6 separate regions of the Homo sapiens genome follow, and all the other regions are linked to region 4. Evidence: chromatin loops called from intact Hi-C (ENCODE). Cell type or tissue: heart right ventricle. All regions are shown on one strand.

Region 1 (5,000 bases), 68 kb before region 4:
GGAAGTGATTAGGTCATGGGGGCAGAAGCTCCAGAAATGAAATTAATGCCCTCATAAAAGAGGCTGAAGAGAGACCCCTGAATATACACATTCCACTGAATATATATATATATATATTCCAGTGGATAAAGATATATTTCATTTCCTTTAGGTATTAGTCCATTTGGGCTGCTATAAAAATACCATAAACTAGGTGGCTTATAAACGACTACATATATATTCCACTGAAATATATTTTTATCCATTGTGAATAATGCTGCAATGAGCATTATTATAGAAATATCTGCACTCCCAGGCTCACTGCAACATTATTCACAATAGCCAAGATATGGAAATAACCCAAGTGCGTCCATGGACAGATGAATGAATAAAGAAAATGCAGTGCATTATTAACATTCCATTAATAAAGGAACATTATTCAACCTTGAAAAAGAAGTAAATCTTGTCGTTTGCAACAATATCGATGAACCCAGAGGACAGTATGCTAAGTAAAGTAAGCTAAGCACAGAAAGACAGGCACTGCTTGATCTCACTTACATGTGGAATTTGATAAAGTAGAATGCACAGAAGCAAAGAATAGAATGTTGATTGCCAGGGACTGGGTGTTGGGGGAAATGGGGAAATGTTGGTCAAAGGGTACAAAACTTTAGTTATGCAGGATGAATAACCTCCTCTGGAGATCTAACATACAGCATGATGACTATACTTAATAATACTGTATTGCATTTTTGCAATTTGCTAAGAGAGTAGACCTTAAATGTTCTCACCACACCAAAGAAAATAGTAACCGAGAGGTGCTAGATGTGTTAATTACCTTTATTTCATTATTTCACAATGTGTGTATATATATATATATATTTAAAAATCACATTATATACATTAAACATATTTTATTTTTATTTATCAATGATACCTTAATAAAGCTAAGGGGAAGGAGGTATTTCTCTAACTATCTTTGCAAAATACAATTCATCCATTAACAAATCACAGTAAATTAGGAAGAATAAAACTTACATTTCGACAAAAACCTATGCCATATTTCTGAAAGCATCTTCCAAATCCTATTAAAAACATCTTTAAATATATTTCTCTCAGCTTCTTCCCTTATATTTTTTATTTTTTCATCATATTTTAATTTTAGTAATTTAATTTCTTTCTCCTTTTCTTCCTCTGATTTATGCTTATCCTCTTCTACTAGTTTAATTTCTTCATTTAATTGGTCAGTGTAGATTTTCCTCAAAACCTCTTCCCGTTGTTTCAGCCTTTCCTCTGTGTCCTTGTATATGTCATCAGAAAAGTAAGCCCCTTCGTTGCACTGCACCATTTTCTCTATCAGCTCCACCAACTCCTGCACTTGACTTTCCTTCTCTGCCTTACTGGTTTTCTTGCTGTTGCTAAAGGCACAGCAGCGGTTCCCGCACTCCTTGACGATGCTTTTTAGGCCCACATCCGCATCTGCTATGAAGTCATGGAAGCTCTGGCCCTCCAACTCTTCTTTGCGAGTGAACAAGATGACCATGTGCTTCATGGCTGACTTCCCAAAGACAGCCTTGATCAATGCAACGGTTTTCTGCTCCTCCTCTGTGTAGCGGCCCAGCAGCAGAACTAGGACAATAGCATGGGGCCCTGGGCAGGAGGAGATGATGCAGCGGCTGATTTCCTTGCAGGTGGTGTCCAGGCTCTCCTTGGTGTCAAAGAGCCCTGGAGTGTCTACAACAAGAAGGTCTCTCCCCTGCCATTCCCGGGATGCTTTTTGACAGTTCTTGGTAACAGCTTGGGCAGCAATTCTAGAATCAAAGATTTCCTCTCCAAGGATGGTGTTCGCTGTTGCACTTTTCCCACTTCCAGTTTTCCCTACCAGAACGATCCTCAGGGAGCGGTCCTCACTCTCAGCCATGCTCACGTCAGGAGGCTCTAGAACTTAGGCACGTACAAGACCTTAAGGAGGGGAAGATAGGGGAAAAAAAGCCAGTTTTAGTAAGTGAGATCCATTCCCAACCTTCTTTTCTGCTTTCTCTTTCTTCCTGAAAATTTGTAATATCCTATTATCCATATTAATCACAGTAAAGACAGAAATGAAATAGTCCGATTAATATGGAAGAAATAATAGAGAAAGCAGTTAAAGAGTTTCCCCACAAAGTAGTACCAGGTATAGATGGTTTCACAGGTGAATTCTATTAAACCTTTTAAGATCTGATGATCTCAAAGCTACCTAAAACTGCTCCTGGCCATATAAAAAGAAGGAAAAAGTTACTTTTTTTTTCTATGAAGCAAGTATATTGATTCCAAAGGCTGACAAATATTTCATCAATAAAGAAAACTAAAGATGTGTCTCATTTGTGAATACTAATATACAAATCCTAAATAAATTATTAGACACTAATAAATAATAGACTGTGATTAAGTGTGATTTATTTCAGAAATACTATGGTGGGTCAATATGAGAATGTTGATTGTTACAACACATCCCGTTAATAGGTTAAGAAGAAAATTAGCTAGATGCAGGAAAGATATTTGGCCAAATTTAACACTGATTCATGTTTACGGTAGTTTGTAGAACAGAAAAAATATCTATTTCTTTAACATGATTTTATACAAATATAATTTTTTCAATTTTGTCATCTTTTTTTCTGGAACTAAAATAGTTGATTATAAAGTTCATTCAGATGAAGGAAAATGCAAGTTAGCCTAGACAATCAAGGAAAAGAAGAACAGGGGAAGACTAGCTCTACCAGACAATTAAATATTATAATCTCTATAATTAAAGCAGTGTGATATTGGTGAGTGAATAGAGACAGGCCATGAAACAGAAACAGAGAATTCACAAATAGGCCATTGCTCATTTTATGTTCATTTATATTCCATTCAATTACATTAACTTACATTCTGTGAAGCAACACCTCATACCAATGGGAAAGATGATGGACACTTTTATTAGCAACACTGAAATAACTATACCACCATATAATTGGATGCAATTTTAAAGATAAAATTGCCTCCAATTCCTCATATCATACAAATTCCAAATAGATCAGAAATTTGAATGCAAAAACTATCCCATATAAATAATAAGAGAAACACGGGTAAATTTTTTGTAACCTGGGAGTGGGGAGGATGTTAATAACTAAGATTTAAAATAGTATAAGGAAAAGACTGATAAGTTTGATTACACAAAAATCCAAAAAATTATGTAAGGCATACAACACCATAGGCAAATTAAAACACAAATATCAAACTAGGAAAACATTTTTTCCGATTTATCTCAAAGAGGGCTACTTTTCCTACTGTATGAAGAATAGCTAAAAGTAAAGAAACAAAAGACCAATGACTTGATAGAAAATCGGGCAAGATATGAACCCACGGCCAAAGAAAAAAATATATAAATTATCCTTGAATACATAAAAAGATATCCAAGTTCATTCACAATAGAGAAAAATAATTAAAAACATAGAAAAAATAAAAAATTCTCAGAGATCACTATTTCTCTACTATAGGTATGGCAAAAATCCATTTCCCAGCATAATCTGGTGGTAAAGGTATGGGGAAAACAGATAATTTCTTGCATGACTAGTGTGAAGGGGAAAACAACCTAACACCTATAGAGGAGAAGGTGGCAATACCTTGAAAAATTACACATGCATTTACTCTTTGATTATCAATCCCGATTTTAGGATTTATCCCAGAGCTGCACTGACAAAAATACAGAAAGGAATGATGCCCATCAGTGGGGACCAGTTGAATAAACTAAGGAATATTCATACAGAAAAGTACAATCCAACTGCAAAAAGGAATGAGAAATATATCTATATACCAGTATGAAGAGATCTCTGTGATATACTGCTAAGTGAAAAAAAGCCAAGTGAAGAAAATAATGTATAGTTTACTATCATTTATATAAGAAGAAGGAATATTAGTTTTATATATATAAATAATTTTTATGTGCATGTGAAAAAGCAATGGCAGAACCATTTGAAAACTAAACAAAAGAATTATTTATATGAAGATGAGAGAAACAAGGTACAAGGGACAGGAACAGAAAATGGTCATTAGACTTCTTTGAATATCCTTTGTTTTTGCAAATTTGATCTTGAGAACATTTAAATAGTTTACATAATTATACAATAAAAATTATATTTTAAAACACCAGTAAAAGTTAAAAGAAACGGAACAAATAAACCTAACTGTATCTTGTGTCAAGGATGAACCACACAAAGATTTGTCCTGAAAGGCTTGAAAATGTAGTATTAATAATTTCACTGTGTGTGTGTGTGTATGTGTGTGTGTGTGTACTGTTTTGAAGTCCATCTAAAAGGCATAAACCATGGTCAGCCAAGTAGCAGTGAGTGCACTTAATGCCCAGATTGTGATCTTCAAATGGTATTTCCCACAAAAGAAATTAGGACTACTAGGAAAAAGTACTGATTCCAGGTCTGGGCCAGTAAACATACAAGTTTAGCCTACAACATCTTTCATACTAGAAAGTAGGGATGCTATAAAAAATTACTTAGTTTTATCAGAAGGGCTTGGAAGCTACCTTAAAGAGGTTCCAACTGGACAAAGATGGAATAATTTGAGCATCATTAATAAAGATTATTCCAATGGATTAAAATATACCAAATATATTGAAATCCAGTAGTTGATAACAACACCATCTTCCTGAAAGAAGTTAATTGCTCCCTTTGGAGTATGCTAAGAAAGTGACTCATCATTCTGAACATTGACAACTAAAGGGAAAGAAGCATTTATTTTGTCTTTCATACATCTCATCTTTTAACTATATCTCACAAAAATGAAAGAATCACTGAATGAAAGTTCCTTTGTGTATGACTATTCCATCTAATAAATAAATAAAGAATGATAGAATATCATCTTTTGGTAACTTTTAATGAAACAAATTCATTCTAGACAATCATTAACATCTGCTAACATCACAAAAAGAGAGGCATTCAAACATATGTGCCTTCTAATAGAAGTTTAGGATAGCATCTATGAAGTATTCC
Region 2 (5,000 bases), 300 kb before region 4:
TATCTGCGTTAGAACCGCCCTCCTCTCCAAACTAAATCAAAGAATCAGGAGTCACCTGTATCTCACTCTCTGGCTTATAATTTCTTTAAAAACTGAATCCATCTAAATGCAAATGTGCAAGTAACTGATCAAGCTCTGCCTCATTCACCTGAGAAAGTCCCCAGAGAGGAGCTCTGCCCACTCCCCCTGCACCCACCACCACAACACAGAGGCTCCCAGCATGACCGGGGCCACCCTCTTCCCTTCTCCCGAGCCCCTTGTTAACTTGTCAAGGGCTTGTCACTTTGGCTAAATCACATCATGAATGGGGTCAGATGTCTTCCTGGTCCCTGCGGAAATGAAATCCTCCTGGGTGGGGAAATCTCCTAAGCCTTGCCTCCCCCTCAGGTCAGAGCACAGGTAACCTGAGGGCAGGGCATTTGGCAGAAGTAAGAGGGAGCCATAAAATGTTTCAAGAAAGATGCCTGCTCCTTGTGCAGTGGAACCTGGAGAGTGCCCTTGGGTTCAGTCCTCACTGCCATCTAGAATTCAATATAGGAAACTCTCTTGGCCAGGCTCATGCCTATAATCCCAGCACTTTGGGAGGCTGAAGCAGGTGTATCACTTGAGCTCAGGAGTTCAAGACTAGCCTGGGCAACATAGGGAGACCCCATTTCTCAAAAAAAAAAACAACAAAAATAAGAAACTCTCTTTATGGCGCACTGCAGATGGTGGCTGGGAGATGTGTATATGTCCAGCCTGGGCCAGTAACAGGCAGCTGTTGGCCTTCCCTGGGATGCAGCCATATTCAGATGTTTAGTGGCTTTTCCGGGTCTCAGTGCTCCTGCTAATTCTGGTAAAAAGTTTGTTTTGCACAAAAGCATCACAGAGGTGTGGTGGGAAAAAGGAAGCAGAGCTGTTTTACAAACAGCTTCTTACCCTGGCTGTCTCTCAGGGCCTTGAGTCACCCTCTGAGGGCGGCTTTGTACGGAAACCCACACACATTGTTATTTTCCTGTCCCCAGGGATATGGTCCCTCTCTCTCTCTCTCTCTCTCTCTCTAGCAGACCAAATTTGTGGCCAGGTTCATCATGTCTCATTGCTCTTGTGTTTTTATAAAGAGCCTATAAGACAGTGAGAGAGACTGCCTAGGAGAGGGAGGGTTGCTCCTAGGCCATCTGTAGACCTTGCAAGAAATTCCAGGACCTGGCAGATAACAAGGCTTGTTTTGTTTTCTTTCATTTTCTCTTCTCTCCCCCACCCCGACCCCCCAGTTCTACCAGTAACAGTCTGTGCCAGCGTGGACAAGACACTTGATCTTTCTAAACCTCAGTTTCTTTATTCCTGAATTAGGAGAAAAAATCATATACCCTAAAGTCCCAGATATGTGCTAACTGAAAATATGACTGATATTATATTTTTAAGAACCTAAAGTCTGGAATAGAATGAGCTCAGATGGTACCCCTATGGTGATACTGATGAGCTCATTTCTTGTGTTTGTGCAAGAGCATTTTCATATATGCACATAGTGGCTGCTGCACCCTCTATGTGGGTACACATATGGCTTCCCCACAAATTGCAGGGCAAGGAAAGATCACCTGAACATCCTTCCCCCACCCTGGTCTTCCACAGAAGGTAGGGGATAGTCTTTGAAGGACAGGCTGAAAATTCATCTTTTGATTTCAATCTCATTTTATTCCCATTGCCTTTTGTTGTTGACTATACCACTCCACTTGATGGAAGTAGTTTCCATCTTAAAGAGGGGAGAAAGATTTCAGGAATAGGACTCAAGATGATCTGCAGTTATATATATATATATATATATATATATATTATATATATATGTATATATAATATATATAAATATATAATATATAAATATATATATAACTGTATGTATATATATACAGTTACGTTTATGTATATATTTTTCAAAGCAGTTTTAGAGTTACAGAAAAATGGGAATGAAAAATACTGAGAGTTCCCCTATACTCCTCACCTTTTGCCCCAATAATTTTCCCTGTTAGTAAATTCTTGGCTTAGTGTGGTTTATATATATATATAGAAGTAGTTAAAACTCCACTGTCCACAAGAATGAAGTCATAGATGGCAAGGGCTTTATTACTAGGCAGTTACCCTGACTCATAACCCTCTAACTGGCAGATCCTCACAACTGCACGTTATGTTTTTCTAATCAGCATGCCATTTATCTTTTGGAAACTCCAGTGAGGGAAGTAGAGAGAATATTATTGCTACTTTTGGCAAATGAGAGTAAGATAATCTGTCCAAGGTCAACCACTAGTTTCAGAGCATTTCACAGTTTTTCCAGTGGGGGTCTCCACCTTCCCCTTCTCCACCATGTCCCTCATAGTGGAGGGAACCATTCTTTACTCTCATTAGCTTAGAGATGATGCTCTCCCAGTTTGAGGCATGAGCTGCTCCCCTTCCTTCCTTCCTTCCTTCCTTCCTTCCTTCCTTCCTTCCTTCCTTCCTTCCTTCCTTCCTTTCCTTCCCTCCTTCCTTCCTTCCTTCCTTTCTTTTTCTTTCTTTCTTTTTGAGACAGGGTCTCACTCTGTCACCCAGGCTGGAGTGCAGTGACACAATCATGACTCACTGCAACTTTGGCCTCCTGGGTTCAAGTGATCCTCCTACATCAGCCTCCTTAGTCGCTGAGACTATAGGCATGAACCACTGTGCCAGGCTAATTTTTTTTTTTTTTTTTGGTAGAGATGGGGTTTTACCATGTGGCCAGGGCTGGTCTTGAACTCCTGGGCTCAGGTGATCCTCCAGTCTCGGCCTCCCTCCTAAAGTGCTGGGATTACAGGCATTAGCCACTGTGCCTGGACAGGTTAAACTGGTCCAACCATATTCCATGTGTGAGACATTTAATACCATTTTAAAATGAATTAATGGAAGGATTGATGGATATAAGATGAGTGAGGTGAGTTGATGGCCAGCCCAGAATAGGCTTTTTTTTTTTTTTTTTGGAGGGGAGCGATGATAGTGCTGTCCAGAGGGCTGGTGTGGCACTTGGGTGGGGTTCTCTGTAGTGGTGGTTTGGGCTAGAGGGATAGCACTGTGACTGGAGAGGAAAAACTCCTCAATAAAATAATTGAGGCAAATGAGAACAATCCTGATGTTTCTGAGAAGCACCCTTTTCACTTCTCTTTCTGTTCAGGCTGGATTCCGAGACAGTAGCAATTTCAGGTTCTCCTTCTCGGAGGAAATGGCCCGCCACCAATCTCTTGGCCAAACACAGCACGTGAATAGCTTTGCTGCATGTTTTCCCGGAGGGCTGATCCCTCTCAGCACACAGGGGCAGCCACAGATTCAGGCCCTACAGGCACTCAGTTTGCCCTGAAACACCTGAAAAAGCTGCCTTCTCCCTTTAATATCCTTTCACCCCCTCAATCTCGGGTGCAGACTTGGCCTCATGTCACTGCTGCTTTAGGAAACCCTGGAAATCTTAGTTCCCTGGTAGTTAAAAGGGGTAGATGGTATTACAAGACCGCCAAGTTTGCCAGGTCCCTGGCCTCCCCCAGTGTAGGAATATCCGCTTCCAAGTCCACCTACCCCTCTGCAGCTCTTTCAGCATCGCCTTATCTTCTCCTCACACACCTTTCCAGGCACCTACCAGTGCCACCTGTTTTCCTCTGATGCTCAGGAGCCCCTCCTTACCGGCTCCTGTGGAGACCACCGTTCAAGACAATCCAGGGGCAGCACATGAGAAAACAGAGAGTCTTGAGTTCTAAACCATCAGCATTGCAGCAAGATGGAGTGAAAAAATGGTTGGTTTTCCCATTTGCCTTCCCCCTCATGCAATCACATCTTTAAAAAATGTCCACCCCAATATCATTCTTGAAAAGAAAAGAATCATCCTTGGAAAGATGAGTTTTTTTTTTTTTTTTTTTTTGAGACAGAGTCTCACTGTGTCACCCAGGCTGGAGTGCAGTGGTGCAATCTCGGCTCACTGCAAACTCCGCCTCCTGGGTTCAAGCGATTCTCCCACCTCAGCCTCCTGAGTAGCTGGGATTACAGGCATGCGCCACCATACCTGGGTAATTTTTGTATTTTTAGTAGAGAAAGGGTTTCACCATGTTGGCCAGGCTGGTCTCGATCTCCTGTCTTCAGGTGATCCACCCACCTCGGCCTCCCAAAATGCTGGGATTACAGGCATGAGCCACTGCGCCTGGCCAAAAAGATGAGATTTATGTTCAGGTTTGCTCTTTCTCTGAGTATCAGTAGCAATAATCAGTTTTGACTATTGGCCAGGTTTCTCCAGGGAAACAGAATATATCTATTAAGAGATATATATCTATTAAGAGATTTATATCTAGAAATTGGCTCATGTGATTTCGGGGTCTGGTATGTCCAAAATCTGTAGTACAGGTGGGCAGGCTGGACACTCAGCCAGGAGTAGACACTGCAGTCTTGAGGTGGAATTCCTTTTCTGGGAAATCGGTTATTGTCTTAAGACTTTCAACTGCCTGGATGATTTCCCTCTATGTTCTGGAAGGTAATTGTTACTTCACATTAACCACATCTGCAAAATACCCTCACAGCAACACCTGGATTAGTGTTTGGTTAGATCATTGGGTACTATGGCCTTGCTAAGTGACACATAAGAATGACCATCACACTCAGTTTGAAGGGCCCTCTCACGGATTGCAGGATGACAGAAAGTGCTTTGGTTTCTATCCAAAACATCAGCACTTGCTTGGGTGTAAAAGCAAGGCTTGAGTTGTGTCACCAGAGCTGTGGGTGGATAACTCTTATTTGAATTGTGCGTACTGTGGGACAGACTTTGCAACCAGATTAGATTAGCTTCCTTGGGACCTGGCTAAAGAACAGAGAGATTCTAGGAGGCAGTACTGGTGCTAAAAATATCCTCAGAGCCACTTACAAAGAAATTACTAAATAGTTACCTCATAGAAAGTGAGTTTTGACATTTAGTACTTACATGAAAATGTTTCCAAAATTATTTATTTATTAATTTATTTTCCCTGCTAAAGTAATCACTG
Region 3 (5,000 bases), 290 kb before region 4:
GGGTGGATGGCTCAAAAAGGTGGAAGATAAGCTCAATAGAAGCATGTGTGTTGAAAAGCTCATCTATGTGGCTGATTGAAGCACACAAAATTATAGCAGAAGTGGTGTTGGAGAGGGTGACACTGTGGCAGGAGCGAAAATCTTCAGGCACGAAGAGGGGAGAACCTGTGGATTTCTAGAGCCCAAATGAATTCGAAGTGCATTTTAGGCTCTTAAAAATCTATTATTTTATTTCTCCCACTCTGGGTTGGTTCTTCGTTTTCTTAAGTTATTCTGTGGTGTTTTGTAGCAAGCACAATGACTAAATCCCTATGGGGACCTTTTCTTTTTGAGCTGTCAGCAGACAAAGAAAGAGAAAACATATTCACCATTTGCTTCCAGACCCTTCAACCTATGACTTGGTTTCCTTTCCACATTTCCCACATACCTGATGCAGGGAGAGCATCACACTATGGTGTGTGTGTGTGTCTGTGTGTGTGTGTGATGGTTTGATAACACACACGTGATGATAGTTGCCTTTATCTTCTTCATTTAAAATGAATGGGTTTCTGCCACTGTGTTTTAGATGGGGGTAGATGGGGAGAGAATTGTGATTCTCCCAAGTGTCTGGGGCTCTTGAGAACTTCAAGACTTTCTTACCTTCAGCCATAGTTCCATATTTGCCCCTCTGGAATCCTCCCATTCTCTCCTGGAATAAAAACAGGAAAAGGATAAAAAGCAGATGTACGTTTGGGAGCTGGTAGAGCCTGAGGGCACCTCAATTCAGACATCTAAGAATAATCATTCTCAAATGAGCCATTTCCATCCCTAATTTTCTAACTCATACTTTACTTTGAAACATCTGTAAATAACTTTAAACAAAGCAGGTGATGTTAGATGTTAGGTTATGCTAAAATAGTGCACGATTACTTCCCTCCCCTCAACTTACAGAAAATCAGGAAATATTTTGAAGCAAATCAGTTGATTATCTCCCCCAACCAGAAAGGCATGAAATGGAGAAAGCATTCTTCTATGGAACAAAGAGTAGGCATTAAAAAAATTGAAATTAAAGTAACAAACTTACCAGAATAGAGAAAAAAAAATTGCCTTGCTGTAAATAAGATTGGTTTATTTGAAGTAGTGGAAACTTCCAGTCCCAGAAAGTCTTTGTGTCAAATGGACATTCCAGCGGCGGAGAGGAAATTACAAGGTACTGTCCAGTGGGAGGATGGAAGTGGGGATCAGGGACACGAAGAACTGACGTGAGAGGAAATGGTATAGGGGGACCGGTATGACCGCTTTCCCACCCTGACGGTTGGTGGAGAGGAGGTAGTGAGGTGATTGAAGAGAAAGAATCAACTTCAGGCCGAATTCAAGAACAACTCATTGCCTGCTCCGGGTTTCCAGCATTGTGCAACAGTATTGGGGATGTACATTTTCCACGTGACTGGTTATTGCCAAATATGACTCCCAGGGAGTTGAGTTAACTCCTATTTGCACCACCCATTTATAAGAAGTCCCCAAATCTTCACAGGCACTTAGTAATATTACACTTTTAATTTCCTGTCATCCTTATGGGCATAAATAAGGATGTCTTAATTGGCTTAAACTTACATTTTACTGATTATCATTAAATTAAAAACAGTTTTCATGGTTTATTTGCTATTTTGGTAATTTATAAACTTCAATTTTTAATAACTTCTGTGATTTCTATCTTTTCCACATTTTTCTATTCATTCAGTGGATTTTCTTGGCCTTCTTTAGGTCAAGAAATCTATTTTTATATTATCAGAATGTATTAAGACAGCTTCCTGCCTCCCTCCCTTTCCCTTCTTTCTTTTCTTCCTCCTTTCCTCTTTACCCTCCCCTCTCTCCTTTCTTTCTTTTTCTTAAGCCCAGAGAAGAACATTTTCCTCTCTCCCACACCCTGTTCTCGTCTCTGGTAAATTATGCTTCTGGCTTTTGCTAAAATAGCACCAGTTCCCTGACATCCTCTCTACTTTAGATGACGTTTTCTGAGGTTTGGAATCAACATAATGATGTGGTAAGGGTCAAGATGACAGTGGTAATGATATTGATTATGAACATCATAATTGTAATAAGCCTCTGTGAATACATTTATAATTTTCAAAGTTATTTCATCCTTCTTATTTTAATTGCTCTCTCAAATTCCCTGTGATGTGATCAAAACTGATCTTAAAATTTCTATTAAAATGCAAGGAAACTGAGCATTAAATGACCTGCCAAAGGTCACATATTTACAATGGAGCTAGCATCAGGAAATGGCTCCTTTTGCTGTGTATTGTCCTTGATTCCACAGGTGGAAAAAGAGACTTTTCCAAAAAAGTCAACAAACCTCTTGGAACATGTGTACAATGCTGCCACTCCCTGGTCAGGAGACAAATTAATTGGACAGCTAGAAGCCTACCCTAAAACCAACACACAGAATTTTATTGCAAAATCTTGAGTGCATTTCTTATAAAAGGTTATTCAAAAATAAAATTGCTGGTGGCAGGAGTTTCTCTGAATTGAGGTCTTTTCTTTTAAAACAGCCAATTGCCTGTCACAAAAGCCAGTCAAACTATGTTATGTTAGCCAATGACCAGCAACAATAGCTCTCCCAATCCAAGCTTTCTGAGTGGATCAGGCTGCATTGAGGAATACATTTTTTGGCAGATATTCACAAATAACAAAGTGTTCACAGGTGAGTCAGAAAGGATACTGATGGCAATGCTAAAATGAGTCATGGAGAAGATTATAAAAGAACTGAATAGAGCGTGGTGGACACACCGTAGGCTTGAAGGAATGTGATACGTGTTGGTCTACAGGGCAGACAAAAGTGGAGGAATTGAGAATGAAGACAGGCGTCTTCTCCAAAGGAAAAATTTTACTAATCGTCCCACAAAAGAGACCAAAGTTCATGAGAGATTGGAAGGCAGTGTGCAAGCAAGACAGTAGCAGCCTCTGGCAAGCTGGTGGGAGGGTCTGGCTCAGGGAAAAGGGTGAAGCAAATGAACAAAATGCACATTCCGATTTGAAAATTGCATGAACCTGATTTTACCATGAGAAGAGCTTATTTTAGCAAATTACAAGAAAGCAGCCTCTTCCATACTATTTTAGAAAAGATCAAACCACTTCTTGTCTTCCTTGTTCATAAGTATCTCCTTCACCCATCTGCCCCAGCCCATGTATTTCCAGGTATTGGAATCATGTGTTTTGCGGTTTGGTGTGCGTCCGGCAGGGTGTCATAGGAAAAATGTGGGGCATCTGGGGGAGCATGGGGTAGTTTTCAGAAGTTGAAAGTCACAAGACAAGGTCCACTCAGGGGTCTTGTTTGGAACATGAGGCTCCTGGGGTGGGAAAATATCCCACATTTGCCCTGGGGAGCCCTAAGAATCCATCCTCAGCTCCCAGGCTTGTCTGAGACATGGTACGTGTCTGGCTGGTCTGGGACAGGAGAAATTAGGAGGGTAAAATTGAGAAGAATGCCCCGGCATGCTAGGGGAGATGGGGGAAAGCCTATCACCCTCTGGGAGCTTCAGTTCTCCCATCTGTCCCACTGATGAGAGGATCAGTTCAGCCTTACTCCCTGAGAGTTTCATGGAGATCGACTTGGCTAAGTAATGGGCAATGGGGCAGCAAAGCCCGCTGTCCTGGGACTGGGCTGTGAGTGCAGGCACAGATTCTTCAGGCTGTGCTCCACCAGCTGTGCACCTGCTGATGCCCGCAACACTCATCACCATTGCCCCGTTTTACTGACCAGCGAACCCAGAAGTGAGGGGATCTGTGCAAGGTCATGTCAGAAATGAACAGCTGTGACCAAACTGTGATCCTTTCAATTCCCAAAGTCTCTGTGAGCATAAACCCAGTTCTCCTTACCAGAAACGGTTGTTGTGCCCTGTCCTCCAGGGTGGCAGTCACTGAGGCTCTGGCCGCTGGTCCTCTCTCAGGAAGGTGAAGTGGCAGCAGAGAGAGTCCTGCTCTGCGTCTGTGTGCGGGGATGCTGTTCACAGGGCTGAGGGAGGTTGAGCAGACGCAGTTAAGGAGGAGCCATGTGCTGGGGCTGAAAGCTCCATGACTCAGCTGCACAAAAAGAAAAGTAGAGATTATGGAGTGTGTCCCCCACACCTCTGCGGACTAGGACACCCTGGTGTTGGCTGGAAACTGATTGGGAACAAGACCCTGAAAACCAGCCGAATGCAGCGATGTGCTGCTTCCTTAACGGGTCACTTCCTGTCATGAGCCTGCCCTGGGACAGTGTGCCCCATCCCATTTCCTTTTTTTTTTTTTTTTGACTGTTTCAAGCAAGCAGTATTTGGAAGAAGGAGATATGAAGGGAATTACAGACTCTCCCACTTCCAAGTTCAGAAAAGGTCCCTAGTGACTGGAAAGTTCTGGGCAGCAGCTGCTGCCCTCAGCACCCATCACCGGGGCACCTTCTCCTCCCAGCACTCTTGGGCCCCTTCTCACAGGCTCTGCTTCTGGAAAGTTTCTGCTAACCAGGATCAGAAAGGCACTCTGGTCCAAAGAGGACCAGAACAAGCCCTTGCAGGGTTTGACTCTGGGCTCGTGACTGACCCTGGTAAGCTGTCTGGCACGTGATGGAGCCCACCCTGTGGGGACATTGTGGAGTCTACGTGTCAGTTTATCTGGTAAGGGTTGAAAGCAGGGTGATAGAACCTCTATTTTTGAATTGATTGCCATTTAAGGCTAGAGCAGTGGACATAAACCTGATTGCCATTTAAGGTTAGGGCAGTGGACATAAACCTGATTGCCATTTAAGGTTAGGGCAGTGGACATAAGGCAATTATGCGATGGAGAACACAGTGGGACTTAGGCGGAGGGCCGTCATGGCCCAGAGAATCCCCATATCCTTTTCTGTTGACATTTGAAGTGGGGCTTACAGTCATATGGTAACAATTGTCTAAGACTTGATGGGAAAACAATTTTAAACAATCTCCTGCTAGCCCAGAAAACCTCTCCACAGAGGCAGAAGAGAAAGAAAACAATTTTATTATTGA
Region 4 (5,000 bases):
TACCCAACACCCACTACTGTCACCCTTCACATCTGCATTTAGTTGCTTAGTGCTTTTTAGTCTGCCACCACTACAGGTGAGTTCCATGAGAATAAGGACTTGCTCTGTTTTTCTCACCACTGTATCTACAACATAAAGAAAGTATCTGATAAATACTTGTTTCTGAGTTGATGGTTATTGACTTGAAGAACAAGCAAAATGCAGCAGATACGCCGAAGAAAGTGAAGAGTGGGAAAGCCCTTTTTCTGTGCAGCAATTTGGTGGTTCATACCTTTTCAAAAAATGGGGTCTGTGGCACTCAGGGGAGAGGCTGCACTGCAGGGAATGACCCAGGGAGGTAGTAAAGGCAGTGGCAGGGCCCACTTTCGAAAAGGGCGAGGCAAAGCCCACAAGGGCCTTGGCAGAGGCCTCTCTCTGGAATCATCTGGATGGCTGCACGGCACGGGGCAGAGCCCACCGCAGCTTCAGACACCTCAGAACCTCAGAACCGGTCCACCAGGGGAAAAATATTTCCGGTGGGTTCAAACCTAATCAGCACCGGGGATCTTCTAAGAGCATCTTTCACCCAGATACACCCTATGGAGAGAAGCTCTCACACTAATGCCCTATCTCCTCTCTCTCCTCAATTTTCTTCATAACATTGATTCTATCTGATATTATTTATATTTTATAATTATTTATTAATTTTATTTTTAAATGTCTAAATGTTCTCTGTACTACCCTTGGTACAAAGCTCCATAACAGCATGTGCTGAAACTCCAAACATGCCTGTTTTGTTCTGTGTCCCCAGGCCCTAACATTGTGCCTGGCATGTAGTATATGCCCAATACGTGGAGGTAAAGGAATGAACGATCACAGGAGAGACAGAAATGTGAAGAAAAGAAGAAAAACGGTTTTTAGAACTGAGAGGGAGGCCGGGCGCAGTGGCTCACGCCTGTAACCCCAACACTTTCAGAGGCCAAGGCAGGTAGATCCCTCGAGATCAGGAGTTTGAGACCAGCCTGGTCAACATGATGAAATCCCCGTCTTTATTAAAAGTACAAAAATTAGCCAGGCATGGTGGTGGGTGCCTGTAGTTCCACTCGCATGTATATATATATATATATATATATATATATATATATCTCACACACACACACACACACATATACACACATATATATACATATATACACATATATACATATATACATACATATATACATATATATACATATATACATACACACACACATATATATGCAAGTGAAGTGAGATGTCTCTGTAAATTAATTTAAGAAAAAAAGACACTAGTGAGAAAACAGCAAGCTGAAGGAAGCAGAGGCCTCCCACAGGTCTGAAGAAGAAAGAAATTTCTTTCCCAATTAAGCGACACAGCCTTGCATGGTTCCCCAGCAGAGTATGACCAAACCAATGAGTCTTGGCTGGACTCCTGCCTGCAGCTCCACATGATGTCAGGACCTACACACACACACCCACATACACACACGCACATGCACACTCCTACCACACATACAGCTTCCCAGCCAGTAGCACTTCACCCCAACATGTAGAAAGTGCACTTAAGGACAAAAAGGTACCCAAACTCACCCTCACTCACGCTCTGCCAGCCCACATTTCCCTCTGCTCAATTTCCCAGGCCACTCTGGAGACCCCAGCAGAGCAACTGAGAGAAAAAGAGAGCGTTCTTCCTATAATTCACTGAAGACTGTAAAGGCAGCCTCTGCCTCCTTCTCAGGAAACAGCCCAAGGCAAACGTGGACTCAGGCATCTGAGCACAGCATCCAGCCATGCGGGGATTCATCCCACATCTAATCGCAGTTCCCACTTACAGAGCAGGGTGGTTGGAGATGCCTCCAGAGCCCAGCGTGGGGAAGACCTTAGACCCAGCCCAGCAGGGCAACCATCAAGAGGAAGGGAAGAGGTTAACTGCTGAGGACCAGGTTGGCTGAAATGTAGGTGAAATCAGAAATATTGCTTTTGGTAAGGTCTTGACCCCTCCAATCCCTCCAATGCCCAGTTCACAGAATCCTAACTGTGCAAGGGGCAGGAAAGATCAGAAAAGCAGACGTGGAAAAATCAGCATCCCCCACCCCCTGCTTTGCGGGAGGAGCTCCGCTGGCTTCCTCCTGGGGGCTGCTCTGCGGCACCATCTAGCTTCATGGGGCATCTGACCGGCTGCTTCCGCCTGCTTCTTCCTCCCTTCTGCCAGTCTCAGCCCTCCTCCTCTTCAGGGCTCACACCCACTCCCCGACACGCCTTCTTTTAGGACAGCCACTCTCATAGATGTCTGGGAATATGCCTCTGTCCCCATCCTGCCGAATCTACTCCCCAGCAGGCTGGGGAGACACGCTTTGGACCAGGAGGAAAGCTTCCCAGGGCCCCTGCCATTCAACTCTGCCATTCAACCCTGCCATTCAACCCAGCCTCCTCTCCCATGGCTGAGCAGGCTGCCTTCCCGGTGCCAAGCCCATCCTCCCCCACAGCCATGCACCAGTGCACACACATCTACACACGAGTGCACATGTCACACATGCACTGCGGTCGTGTCCCATGGGGTCCCACGGCGTCCCACAGTCTCCGAGGCTCCGCAATCCACCTGGCTCTATCCCTCCATCTCTCACCTGGGTGGAAGCAGCTGCTGGTCCCCCAGGGCACAGGATGTGAGGAAGGTGAGGAGGGTGAGGGGAGAATGGCCGGAGAGCGACCCTCTTCCCAGGCCCTGGTCTTCCTGGCAGGAGGGTTTCGGGTGTTTCTGCAAAGGAAGAGATTTCTAGAAATAGCCTTCACATCCACAGAGGCATAAATGCAGTCGGAGAGGAAGTTCCCTGTGCAGGCCACAGGCTCAGAACCTCGAGAGCCGTCGGGGCTCAGGGAGGAGCCAGCATCGGGGACACACGCGCCTTCCCTGGGTGCTGAGCGCCTCGTGGGGTCACAACACAGCAGAAACTGAGGAGCCCGGCCCGTCCCGCAGCTGCAGACTGAGAGGAGGGAGGAGAAATGACAGCAGAGGCTTGGCCAGGGGCTGGGGCGCCGGGGCCGGTGCCAGGCTGAGCTTCAGAAGGGCTGCAAGAACAGGGGCTTGGATAGGGCAGGAAAAGGACGTCAAGCCAGTTCCTGTTCCTGAGAGGACAGAGATTGTGGCGCCGCTACAAGCTCTGAGCAAAGCCAGCTCCGGGCCTCTGTGTGCCCTTAAGTGGCCTTTAGGACTTCCTCTCACAAGTCCTTCCTCGCTTCCCTTCCCTTCCCTAAAACCCACAACCCGGGGAACTCCAAGCCTGACAGACCAACGCTGCTTCTCAGGGAATGAATGCTTTTCCCCAGCTTGCAAAACGTGAAATGCTAGACTTCGATGCTTTCAAATATTTCACAAAATGAAATCCCTTTTGTGAAAGAACATAGTGTCCAAACTACCTGGTCTCTACTTCATAAGGAAGTCAAACACGGAGGAAGACTTCTTAAAAAATGTTTACTAGGGTAAAAATGATGTAACATTAATAGTACCATCCTAACCATTTCTAAGTGTATAGCCCACAGTAGAAAGTACATTCACATGGTTGTGTGCCAGATCTGCAGGACTTTTCATCCTGCAGCACCCAAACTCTCCCCATTACACCCCAACTCACCTCCCCGAACCCCAGCCCGGGTAACCACCGTTCTACTTTCCGTTTCTATGATTTTTTTTTTTTTTTTGAGACAGAGTCTTGCTCTGTCGCCCAGGCTGGAGTGCAATGGTGTGATCTCGGCTCACTGCAACCTCCACCTCCCGAGTTCAAGCAATTCTCCTGCCCCAGCCTCCCGAGTAGCTGGGATTACAGGTTCCCGCCACCACACACGGCTAATATTTGTATTTTTAGTAGAAACGGGGTTTCACCATGTTGGCCAGGCTGGTCTTGAACTCCTGACCTCAAGTGATCCACCTGCCTCAGCCTCCCAAAGCGCTGGGATTACAGGTGTGAGCCACCACACCCGGCCTGTTTCTATGATTTTTGGCAACGTCAGATACTCATGTGAGTGGAGTCCCACAGTGTCTGCCCTCCTGAGACTGAGCAGAATGCCCTAGAGGTTCATCCAAGTGAGTGCGGGACCCTCTGCGCTCTGCACAGCAGGGCCCTCTTCACAGGATGCAGAGGCTAGGGCCTCGAGGGACTGGAGCTCAAGTTAGTTTTCCAAATGTCTGAGGTGGTGCTAAGCTTTCCAAAGGGACCCCGCAGAAGGAGGAGCAGTGGGGGTGGCTGAAGTAGAGGGGCATGCTTCAGATATGAAGTCTCTACAGTAGTCAAAACCACAGGCTTTGGGGAGCTGCTGTCAGCCTATCACATCCCGAGGGATCCACCCTCCCCCTGGACTGGTCTTCATGCGCCAGCCTTGAGGACTGCTCTACCTTGTTATGAACCTGAGGGAAACCCTGGTTATGCTGGGATGGCTCAAGAAGAGCTTTGGGGACACACAGGACACATCTTGATGGGGAAAGCTGACAAAGCCCTTCCCATGTCCCACTCTACCTGTCTCCTCATTGAAAGAGGATCTATTTTGGAAGAACCCCACCCTTCCTTTACAGTAGGTCAACGCACATAAAACCAACTCATTATAATGAAAAGACAAAAACCCGAAGCCAGGTACTGCAGTTCATCCCCGCTGGGGTACTAACAGAGGCAGAGGCTCAGCAAGAAACTGTTTCCCCAAAATAGAGAAGAAAAGGCTCACTCATTCTTAAATGAAATATTAAGCATCCAGGGATTGCTCTAAGTAAAACTGAAGCTGCAAATAACTCCTCAAAGATTCAGCAAGTCGATTATTTGCTGAGTTGACCATTTTGCAAAATGATCTTTCAGCAAATCAGCTCCTAGAGAATTGATTTCCGTGCAGAAGGCAGGCTGCCGGGTTCTGGTTTGGCACCGATCTGAGGCAGGATGGGGGCTCCCTGCCCCCTAGTGGCTTTGTGGCTAATGACAAGTGCAGCAAAATGCTCCCCAGCGGGCCGAGAGCCCTGACTCAGC
Region 5 (5,000 bases), 300 kb before region 4:
AATTCTGCAATTAGAGACTCACTTTTTAGCATTAATGCCTTGAGCCTGTTACAAGGCAACTCACTGAAACTTTGCACACAGCAAGGTCCTCATGTTGCTCTGGAATGGGTTGTATGGGTTTTTCATAGTAGCGAAGCCTGAGAAGTTATTCTTCTGTGGGGCCTGGGTGGATTTTCTACCCGAGCACTGGACGTAGGAGGTAGAAGGAAAGGTATGGAGGGAACAATGCAAGGAGGTGAGGGGGCTTGATGAGAAGTGCCCCTGGGGTAGCGAGGTCCGAGTCTGTTTGAGGTAGGAATAGGGAAGCACCCATCCTCCTCTGCAGCATAAGGCATTGATCTGAGCCCGACAAATCAGTTCTTCTCTCCAATTACTGGATGTACACGCCCCTACTCCCCACCCCTAACCTGGACCCATGACAATCTCCTACTCTTGGGGTAAACAACCCATCCTGGTGTGTCTGGGACTTTCCCAGTTCAGCACTGAAAGTCCTTCAATCAGGGAATCCTCTCAGACCTGGGCCAACCAGGATGGTTGGTCACCCTTTGTACCACCATCACCATGGAAACGTAGGGGAGAATTTCTTTTGTGAGTTTATTGAAAGTGGATGCTTTGCCGGGCACACTTTAGTTTGGGTACCAGCCCTGAGACCCTAAAAGTGGACAAGAACCCATGACAGCCAGATGTTCAGTTGGAAATAACTGCTGACTTTCTTGATCTGAGTGGACAGCATCCATCAGCCTTCCCTGCCTTCCATTCACTGCCTCCCATTAGCTAAATACAGGTGCTGGGAAACGCAGGCATGTGGTGCATTTTGGAGCTGCCTGTATGTTAAATAGGTGCTGGGAAACGTAGGCATGTGGTGCATTTTGGAGCTGTCTGTATGTTAAATACAGGTGCTGGGAAATGCAAGCATGTGGTGCATTTTGGGGCTGTCTGTATGTTCTTCAGCAGGAAGTCCAGGCTACTGCTGAGAATATCTGAAGTCAGCAGACCTGGTGTTAGTCTCAGCTCATCCCTTAAGTAATGTGTGACCTCAGCAGGGTTTTCTTTTCTTGCCCCAATTTCCTCATCTGTAAAATGTGATGCTTTGTGTTGGATATCACATCCGCCTCCAGTGTGAACAATCCATGTATGGTTTCCCCTCTAGGACAAAATAGAAGGGCTTCGAATGGGTGGAGAAGGTACCTTCTGCACAGGCAAGGGAACTGCACTTGGTGAAGTTCTTACAAAGATCAAGGGTTGTAGAATCAGAACTCGGGGGCAAACTTCCCACCTGGCAGTGAAAGGCACAAGACTATATTCACCTACGACAAGGAAAACACATTTCCCCCCCAGAAATACAGCATATTAAGCTGTTAGCTGCCATCTTCTTTTCAGTGAGGACAAGATTTTCCAAATAAAACTCTGTGATCGTGAAAAATCGAGATGAGCCAGGGATGGGAGAGGAAGAAAACATGAGACAGACCTTGCAGTGGCCGAGGAAACGGCCTCCTGCCAGCCCCAGCCCAGGCCCTCAGGGTGGGAAGTGCATCGAGGGAAGGCCAGAAAGGGGCAGAGCTCAGCAGTCCCAAAGGGAAAGAGCCCTGGAGCTCTGGCCAGCTGGGTAATCCCACAAACACTGTGTGAGTCCCTCTATTCTCTGTACTTGGGGTCAGGTGATGGGAGCGGGGCTATGGGGTCCTCACTGACCCAGGGTGCCAGTGCCTCTGGATGCCTTTGCCTTCTGTCTTTTGGCACCTCCTCCTCAGAATGCAGTTTTTATACCCTCACTCTTCACCCGCTCTCACAGGCTGAGGAGAAGGCAGGTTGGCTCCAGGATCACTGCTGCTGCTGATCCTCCTGGTGGGCAAAACAGGCTGTGGGAAAAGCACCACAGGGAACAGCATCCTTGGCCAGCCTGTGTTTGAGTGCAAGCTGGGGGCCCAGTCAGTAACCAGGACATGCCAGGTGGAGACAGGAACATGGAATGGGAGGAAAGTCCTGGTGGTCGACACGCTCTCCATCTTTGAGTCCAAGGTCCAGACTCAAGAGCTGTACAAGAACATCGGGGACTGCTACCTGCTCTCTGCCCTCGGGCCCCATGTGCTGCTTCTGGTGATCCAGCTGGGCGTTTCACTGCTCAGGACACAGTGGCCATCAGGAAGGTGAAGGAGGTTTTTGGGGCAGGGTCATGAGACATGTGGTCATCCTCTTCACCCACAAAGGGGACTTAGGGAGCCAGGCCCTGGATGACTATGTAGCAAACATGGACAACCTCAGCCTGAAGGACCTGGTGCAGGAATGTGAGAGAAGGTACTGTGCCTTCAACAACCGGGCTGCCGGGGAGGAGCAGAGGCAGCAGCAGGCAGAGCTCCTGGCTGCGATCGAGAGGCTGGGGAGGGAGCGAGAGGGCTCCTTCTACAGCAATAACCTCTTCCTGGATGCCCAGCTGCTCCAGAGAGGCAGGGCTGGGGCCTGCCAAGAAGACTACAGGCAGTACCTGGCCAAGGTGGAACAGTAGGTGGAGAAGCAGAGGTGAGAGCTGAGGGAGGATGAGAGTAACTGGCCATGCAAGGTGCTCCTCAGCGTCAAACACTAGATGCTTTCTTAGGTTGTCATGTCTGCCTTTTTATTACATGTGGTTTGATTGTTCTTACCATTTTAATGAACTTTTGTATCACTTGTGGACACTGAGCATTTTAGGTGATTTCTACAGCCTGCCTTTTTTCTTTCCCAGAGTTGCCATCTCTGTTTATGTGTGTACAGCACTTTGCTTGCTTTTTACAGAATTTCACTCCCAATTTATCTTCCTTGCATCAGACATATCATCAATTTTCCATCCAGTGCTTTTAGATAAATAAAATATTGGCTGGGTGTGGTGGCTCACTCCTGTAATCCTAGCACTTTGGGAGGCCAAAGTGGGTGGATCACTTGAGGTCAGGAGTTCAAGACCAACCTGGCCAACATGGTGAAACCCTGTCTCTACTAAAAATACAAAAATTAGCTGGAAAATCAGTTGAACCATGAGGTGGAGTTTGTAGTGAGCCGAGATCGAGCCACTGCACTCCAGCCTGGGCAACAGAGATTCTGTCTCAAAAAAAAAAAAAAAAAAAGAAAAAGAAAAAAAAAGAAAAAAAGAACGAAAAACGAGTTCTTTTTTATTTTTTTTTTAAGTTGTGAGTGTAAATCATAAACTGGCTGGGTACAGCTATGGAATATTTGGGGGCTTGCAGGAAGAAAGGTGCTTGGCTACGATGCTCTGAGAATGTCTCACCCTGGGCCCTGCTTTCTGCATTCCTGATGTCCAGGGGAGAAATGTGCTATGTGAAAAGCTGCTGGCAGAATTCCTTACTTTATTCATAGATATGCTCAGATTTATTTGCAGGCTGAAAAGGTGATGCCCTGCCCCCACCTCAGAGAGCAAGGATGGTGAGATCCATCTGCTGAACCAAGCAGGGGACCCTGTAGGTATGGAGAAGGCTGGAGGAGAAGGGGCTGGACTTGAAGGAAAGAGAGCAAGGGGTTGCCGTGGCCGGCTGGGGCCTGCCTTGGGGAAAGCAAGGAGAGCAGCTGGGAAATGCAGGACCTGGGATGTCCTGGAGTAGGAGTTTTAAGACCAGAGAGCAGAAAACCTGGGCTCAGCAGACTATATGGTAGATGTCCCAGCTACTTATCTCACCTTTGCCGCATAGACAAAGGCCACTATGGATAAGATTGTAAGTGGTGTGCAAGGCTGTGTCCCCTAGAACTTCATGAGCACTGAATTCTGAATTTCATGCAGTTTTCATGTGTGAAGATGAAATGTTATTTTTCTTCTGATTTTTTCAACCATTTGGAAATGTAAACACCCTTCTTAGCTCACAGCTGTACAAAACAGGTGGTGGGCCAGATTTGGGCCGAGGGCTGTCATTTGTTTCACTGATTTCCCATTGTTGGCTGGGCTGAACTGCAATGCGATATCTCTAACCCGAAACTCAGTACCATCCAGGACAGTGACGTGTGATGTCCATGGGAATTTGAGGAAAGGGTGGTGTTCCCCATCTCAAGCAGCAAAGAGAAGAAGGCAGACATGGGGCTCAAGTATGGGCAGATCGGGAATTCAGTGGAAACAGGTAATCAGATGAAGAGGAAGTCCCTGGGTCCCTCCACCACACCTTCTTCTTTGTGTTCGGTAAGGGAGACCTGCAGCCATCCCGGACAGGCCATGGCTGGATGGGCAAGTGACTACTCTGGGGTGAGTCTGAGGTGCTCAGCTGTGATGCCCCTTAGCAGCATCCTCCAGCACTGCTGCTGGCAATGAAGCTCCACGTCTGGCTCCATGGCACTGACTCCTGCATCGTCTGGCACAGAACTGATTCCAAACATGTGCAGGGAGTATGTTGTGTGCCAGCTCCCCAAACCCTGGGAACCCTGAGTTCTCAGACTGAGGACCACCTCCTCAATTCATTGTTCCCAAACTGCTCCAACTGAGCTTGACTTACTTAATTCAGTCCAGCTTCACAGACATTTATGATGTGAGTACTGAGGGTCAGGGTCAATGCCTGGCACCAGGAGTGTAAGATAAAAAATAACAGGCTTCTGCTCCCCAGGAGGGGTAGTGGGGTGGAGGGATGAAAGCACATAAAAGTGGGGCTGTAGGAGAAGGTTTCTTTTGGAAGCAATGTCAGCAAGAAGGAGACCACGGCAGGCTCTGCAGCAGCTTCCTAGACAGGGTGATGCTAAGCTGACTGGGAACATCCTTGCCTCTTGGGGAAGTCACTGGAGGCTGAGGGACACGTGATTAAGGAAGGGGATGGGAGTCAGCACATGGGAGGAGGGGTGCACAGGGGACTGGGGCTGGGTGGGGAGGGGGGGTCTGGGCCTCATTCTTAGGATTCAAGGGTGCCTTCTGGAATCCTCCCTGGAGGCTTCTGAGCAGGTTGGTGTGTCTTGGGAAAATCAGGTGGCAGCTGGGTTGTATAAGTATAAGCCTGGGGACAGGGATAACATTCGGAGGAAATCAGCACCTGCACTCCAGC
Region 6 (5,000 bases), 120 kb before region 4:
GAGGATATTTAATCTCTCTTCTGCTTAGCTGCTTAGCCACACCATGGGCAGAAAGTGCAGAGGGTCAAGAAAGATGAAAGAGCAGGTCAAATGAGGAGAAAATGAGAAAAGAGGTTGGAAATATTTTTCTCCTGCTCAAATGGGGACTGGGTGGCAAGGCAGGAGAACCCCACCCCTATTCCCCCCCAAATCCCCCACCCCCACCTGCTAACCTCCCTGCAGCCTGGTCTGGGGAGCACTGAATGCCCTCTCACCATAACTGGCCCCTGGTGTGCTGGGGTTGAAGCTCATACTGCCGTATTGGGCTGCCATTGTCGCTTGAACTCCTGTAGATCAAGAAACATAACCATGTCATTTTAGGGAAATGGAAGCAACTAGAATCCCTGACTGCCTGTAGTCAACAACAACTTTCTTTTTGCCATGAGCTTGCTACATTGATTTCTCCTGCTCCATTTCCCAAAAGTCTCCTCAACCCTCCATTTTCAGTTTCATTTTCAGATTGTTCCTTTTTCTTTACACAAACATAAATGCTTCCAGTGCTTCCTCACAGGGGTTCTGGCCCCTTCCCCCCTCTATCTAGAGATTCGTGGCTTGGATGTGTTTATATGAGGTCTGTAGCCTACACCCTCCTCAGAGTTCCAAACTTTTATATCTCCCTCAGCTTATAAAAGTTCCAAACTTTTGTATCTCACTCCATTTGGCTATTTCATGGGCATCTCAAACAGAACCTGGCCGAAATTAAGCCCTGACCTCCACATCCTGTCTGCCTTCCTGGCTCCCCGCTCAGCAGATGGCACCAACATCTAGCCCCGTGGCTCCTGCAGAACTTTGGGGTCATCTACAACTCTTTTATCCTCTCTCTCTCATCAGCCCATCACCAAATCCTATTGATTCCACTTCCAAAAAACTCGAAATTACCCATTTCTCTCCATCTTTGTGCTAATACAACCCACTGTCAATTGTATACAACTTAACAGGCTTCTAATTGATCATCTCCCCTTCAATCCCTTTTCTACTCTACAATCAGATGTTCTTTTAAAACTAAAATTTGATATTTTTTCTTGTTTAAATTTCCTAGTGGCTTACTATTGGTTTCAAAATAACTGAAGTCCTCAGAATGGCCCATAGGCCCTGTGTGATCAGCTCTCTCCTCTCTCCTATGTGTGAGCCACACTACCCTCAATGTTCTGGAAATCTAGGCTCCTTCCACCTTCAAGGCCTTTGCAGTTATCATTCCTTCTCTTTGGAGCACTCACCCTCCAACCTAGTGCCCAGCTTGTTCCTGCTCAACCCGCAGGCCTCGGCTCTCCAGAGAGTCTTCCCCAACACCACTGTCTACCAGCAACACCCTCTGTTATGATCCACTGCACCCCAGAGGCTTCTTACAGAATATGTATTACTTTAGGAAGTTAATTGCTTGATTTTTTTACTGTCTCCTCTTATACTACAAGCTTTGTGATGAGAAGACCACATATGTCTTGTATTTCTCATTATTCCCTGGGGACAAGCACAATACTGGGCAAAGAATGGTTATCGATCATTGTTAAATAAATAAATGGATAATCTCCCTGCTTCTTGCCTTTGATTGATCATTATGTCCAGCCCACATCTGATCTGTGAAAATGACAATCCATTCCTTTATTAATTAATATGTAGTGTTATAGAAACATGGTATTAATTTTAAATGTTTTATTTCATTGCTACCTACAAACATTTTGCAATGGAGAAAGATATTTGAAGAACTCTTATTGGAGCAGACTTTGAACAAAACAGGCAGAAAATGGTAGTTGTTAAAGACAGAGTCACCTCATAGGAAGCCAACAAATATGAAACACTGTGAAAAGCCAGATATTTCTTTTGAATGACTATTTCTTTATCCTTCAAGAATAGGGTATAGGAAACAGCTTCTTGTAAACAAGAGAAATCATGGCATTTTTTAAAAATCAGCTTTGGTGGCTGGTGTTAGGAGAGAGGATAGGACACCAGCAAGAAGAAAACAATACTGTGACATTCTGGGTTTTTGTGACATTCTCTGGGTGTTTCTTCATATCCTCCTTCTAGTGTGTGGGCTCTTTAATGCTGCTCTGCTGTTAATAATTCAGAGGCAAAGCCAGGAGACTGTGCTTCTGTAGGTGCTGACTTCAGGTGGCTGAATTCTCCTCTCTCTGCCTAAGGAACAAGCACCCATCAGCATCCAGCTTCTCCTGAACTGTAGAGAGTCACACCAGGTGGCATCTCCCTCCTCCTACCCGCTAAAGGGGAGCTCAATGCCCAGTAAACCCAGGACTGTCCCTGAGGAGACAGTTTCCCTAACGGGCAGCTCCGAGCAGACAGTTAACCCTGTAACAAGACCTCAGACTGCAGAGCCTCCAATCCTGACCTGGGTGCAGTCTTTGTGGGGCCACATATGGAGCTGTGCCCCTTACACATCCCAATGTTCCTCTTCCCACCAGCTCCCCCAGAGCTAATTCTGTCCGCTCACCCAACTTTATCCCTGGAAGAATCAAAGTTTCTATATAAATTCCACAACCAGCGAGAGGAAACATTTATTTGTAAAACAAGTATCCTCTGAGCAGCAATCTCTGGAAGAGGCATTGATTTGTAGGGCTCAGCCTTGAAAACAGATCACAGCCTAAAATTAGCAAAGCCAGGAAACGGGAACCAGCGAGAATATAGTCTGAAAACATGTTTACCAGACGATTTAAGATACAGGTCCCTCCTCACCAAAATCGCACATTCGTCCCGACCCCCACCACACACACCCCTATTCCCTTACCTGAAAAATCAGGATCTTGCACCCCTCTCTGATTTTGCACACAATACTAAGCCAGGATGTTGAGAAACAGGAGAAGAGAGGAAGTGAGGGGAGGAGCTGTCCAGATTTACTTGTGCAAGGGACCTGCCCACCTGATCATCCAGCAGCTCTAATAGAACTTTCTGCAGGGATGGGGTTGTTCTGTGCTGTCCAAGATGGTGACCCTTAGCCACACGTGACTACTGAGCGCTTGAAATGTGACGAGTGTGATTGCAGTTCTGAATTTTAAATTTTATTTTGTTTCAATTTATTTAAAGTTAAATAGCTACTCCATTGTCAGAATTCTAAAAGGCAAAGTCAGGCAGAACAACTTGCACCAGGCATTTTCCCCAGAAGGAAAGAAGGAATATTCAGCTTGGTATGCCTGGTGGCTACCATACTGAACCTTGCAAAGGCTCTGCAGTGAGACAAAAAACATGGGTCATGCTGTGACATTCTGGAAGAAACTTCTGGGCCAAAACTAGAGAGTTATCAGTTATTCTGAAAGACCCTTGAGCCCCTGAACCCCTGCTCAGCACAACAGGCCTCCCAGCTAAGCCCCCATACCCCTTTCTCCCAGTACCTCAGGTATGTCCTCTGAGTCCACAGTGTGTCCTTATTTCCAGGGTATGTCCATGAGTCATCTGCTAGAAGCAAAAGAGAGTAAATGACTTTCACTGGACTGACTAGGATGGGCCCAAAATTCACCTCCTGAGATGGTCCTGGAACCACTGAAATATTCTAAACACTGACATCTGACACTACTTACCACTAAAATGGAAACTTTGAGAGTATTGTAATGGGGTCCCAGCTCACCGTTATAACCAGTTATTTTTCCATTGTAAAAGGGGTCTCAATTTACCATTATACCCCACAGCTGAGACCTTATTTAGAATTACATAGCACTTTAGTAATTATAAAATTGCTAATAATTCTAAAGAGAACTGTAAGAGAAAGACATACATTTCTTTGAGGATAGAATGTGATTGGCCCTGGGTATACAAGCACAGGATGGCTACACTAAAAAGCAGAACAAGGCAATGGAATACATCTTGCACCAACAGTAAGGATAATTTACATTCCAGAGCAACATGACTTAAATAACAAAGACCACTTGGTCCCTTGGTTTGACAGGCAAACGAAGGCAAGTCCAAAAGAACAGGCAGCATGAGAAAGCATCTCCGCGATTCTGAACTGAGATACCTTAAAAGACTAGGATTATATTTTGTTTCTGAAGCCTAAACCTGGCTAGAAGGTATATATTATTCTATTTAATTACAGAAATTGATGCAAAATATAGTATTTATTTTTAGTACTATTAAAGCACTGGATCATTACTTAGGGAATCTTTATTCAGGTTACAGGGATCACTGCAGTAGGAAAGTTCTCTGTTAGGGACTACATTTGCAGTGAGCACCACGTTTCATCTAATGCTTTAACAATAAAGCAATGTGTAGACAAAAATGTCTACATTAAAGATCCAGAAATGAAAACAATAATTTGTGATACCACATTAAAAATTTAGAAAAGGAACAGCAAATTGAACCTAAAGTAAGGAGGATGAAGGAAATACTAAAGGGAAGAAATCTTGAAACAGAAAAAAAAAATAGAGAAAACCAATAAAATCAAACATGAATTCTTTGGAAATAATTAATAAAATTGATAAGCCTCTATCTACATAAATCAAGAAAAGGGGCAAAACATACAGTATACAAGTTATTAATATCAGGAATGGGAACGAGATCATGCAGGCATTAAAGGGGTTGGGCCTGATCACCTCAACATCTAGCTCCAGTTAAAAAAGGGGGAGAATCAGGAGGTTATGTATGCTAACCTCCAAAAACATATGAAAGAGACAGTTCAACCTACTGCACCCTCAGGGGAAGCTCCGGAATGGCCACCCCCACCTAAGCCTTGTGAACTGCAGGCATGGGAGCCTGAGATGCCGTTTGCGGCACCTGTTATTGCACAACCTGCCGTTAACTATGGTAAAAATCAGACTCAGCCACCAGTTAATTACGGTTAAAAATTCAGACTTGTCCACCTGTTAATTATTCCAAAGAGATGCTTCAGGCTCCTCCCAACGTTAAATATGGGACAATTCAGGCTTCCATTCATCAGGCACGAGAAAGTGGGGACTTGGATGCTTGGCAGTTTCTGGTGACTGTCATACCAGAGGAGCAGCCTGGACATGCTCAGTCACACT

Evidence for each region. A loop is a pair of places that touch in the nucleus more often than their neighbours do. Peaks named below come from ENCODE experiments on the same cell type or tissue, not always from the same donor. Only the 100,000 strongest peaks of a DNase experiment are listed, where the experiment ranks them.
Region 1: a loop joins it to region 4, with 7 times the contacts of the local background. A loop is called at or near these places in 29 of 110 quality-filtered maps.
Region 2: a loop joins it to region 4, with 11 times the contacts of the local background. A loop is called at or near these places in 81 of 110 quality-filtered maps.
Region 3: a loop joins it to region 4, with 4 times the contacts of the local background. A loop is called at or near these places in 34 of 110 quality-filtered maps.
Region 5: it touches region 4 in a loop (3-fold over the local background); 82 of 110 quality-filtered maps call a loop at or near these places.
Region 6: it touches region 4 in a loop (4-fold over the local background); 25 of 110 quality-filtered maps call a loop at or near these places.

Annotation. Positions count from the first base shown.
Region 1 is chr7:150,516,872-150,521,871 of GRCh38, reverse strand. GIMAP7 (GTPase, IMAP family member 7) reads right to left here. Exons shown (of 2, transcript NM_153236.4): 2 at 799-1,938. The coding sequence starts at 1,897. The coding sequence ends at 995. Among named protein-coding and RNA genes, the nearest start is that of GIMAP7, 4.5 kb to the right of the region's middle. In heart right ventricle, no CTCF peak of the experiment used is centred here; no DNase peak of the experiment used is centred here; H3K4me3 peaks cover 4,807 bases; H3K27ac peaks cover 4,710 bases.
Region 2 is chr7:150,751,651-150,756,650 of GRCh38, reverse strand. No RefSeq gene overlaps it. Among named protein-coding and RNA genes, the nearest start is that of GIMAP5, 17 kb to the right of the region's middle. RefSeq lists silencers at 908-967, 1,008-1,057. In heart right ventricle, a CTCF peak has its summit at 2,294; a DNase peak (open chromatin) is centred at 961; H3K4me3 peaks cover 523 bases; H3K27ac peaks cover 5,000 bases.
Region 3 is chr7:150,736,567-150,741,566 of GRCh38, reverse strand. It overlaps GIMAP1-GIMAP5 (GIMAP1-GIMAP5 readthrough), which reads right to left. Exons shown (of 5, transcript NM_001303630.2): 3 at 3,859-4,062; 4 at 640-688. GIMAP5 (GTPase, IMAP family member 5) reads right to left here and starts at 4,149. Exons shown (of 3, transcript NM_018384.5): 1 at 3,859-4,149; 2 at 640-688. The coding sequence starts at 682. RefSeq lists an enhancer at 4,073-4,152. In heart right ventricle, a CTCF peak has its summit at 2,374; DNase peaks (open chromatin) are centred at 1,286 and 4,076; H3K4me3 peaks cover 4,539 bases; H3K27ac peaks cover 5,000 bases.
Region 4 is chr7:150,448,800-150,453,799 of GRCh38, reverse strand. GIMAP8 (GTPase, IMAP family member 8) reads right to left here and starts at 3,170. Exons shown (of 5, transcript NM_175571.4): 1 at 2,625-3,170. In heart right ventricle, CTCF peaks have their summits at 2,166, 4,731 and 4,931 (motif pointing left); DNase peaks (open chromatin) are centred at 1,473, 2,179, 2,989 and 4,939; H3K4me3 peaks cover 4,816 bases; H3K27ac peaks cover 5,000 bases.
Region 5 is chr7:150,744,556-150,749,555 of GRCh38, reverse strand. It overlaps the pseudogene GIMAP3P. Among named protein-coding and RNA genes, the nearest start is that of GIMAP5, 9.6 kb to the right of the region's middle. In heart right ventricle, no CTCF peak of the experiment used is centred here; no DNase peak of the experiment used is centred here; H3K27ac peaks cover 1,543 bases.
Region 6 is chr7:150,565,214-150,570,213 of GRCh38, reverse strand. GIMAP4 (GTPase, IMAP family member 4) reads right to left here and starts at 2,824. Exons shown (of 3, transcript NM_018326.3): 1 at 2,777-2,824; 2 at 255-326. The coding sequence starts at 312. In heart right ventricle, no CTCF peak of the experiment used is centred here; no DNase peak of the experiment used is centred here; H3K4me3 peaks cover 3,475 bases; H3K27ac peaks cover 3,963 bases.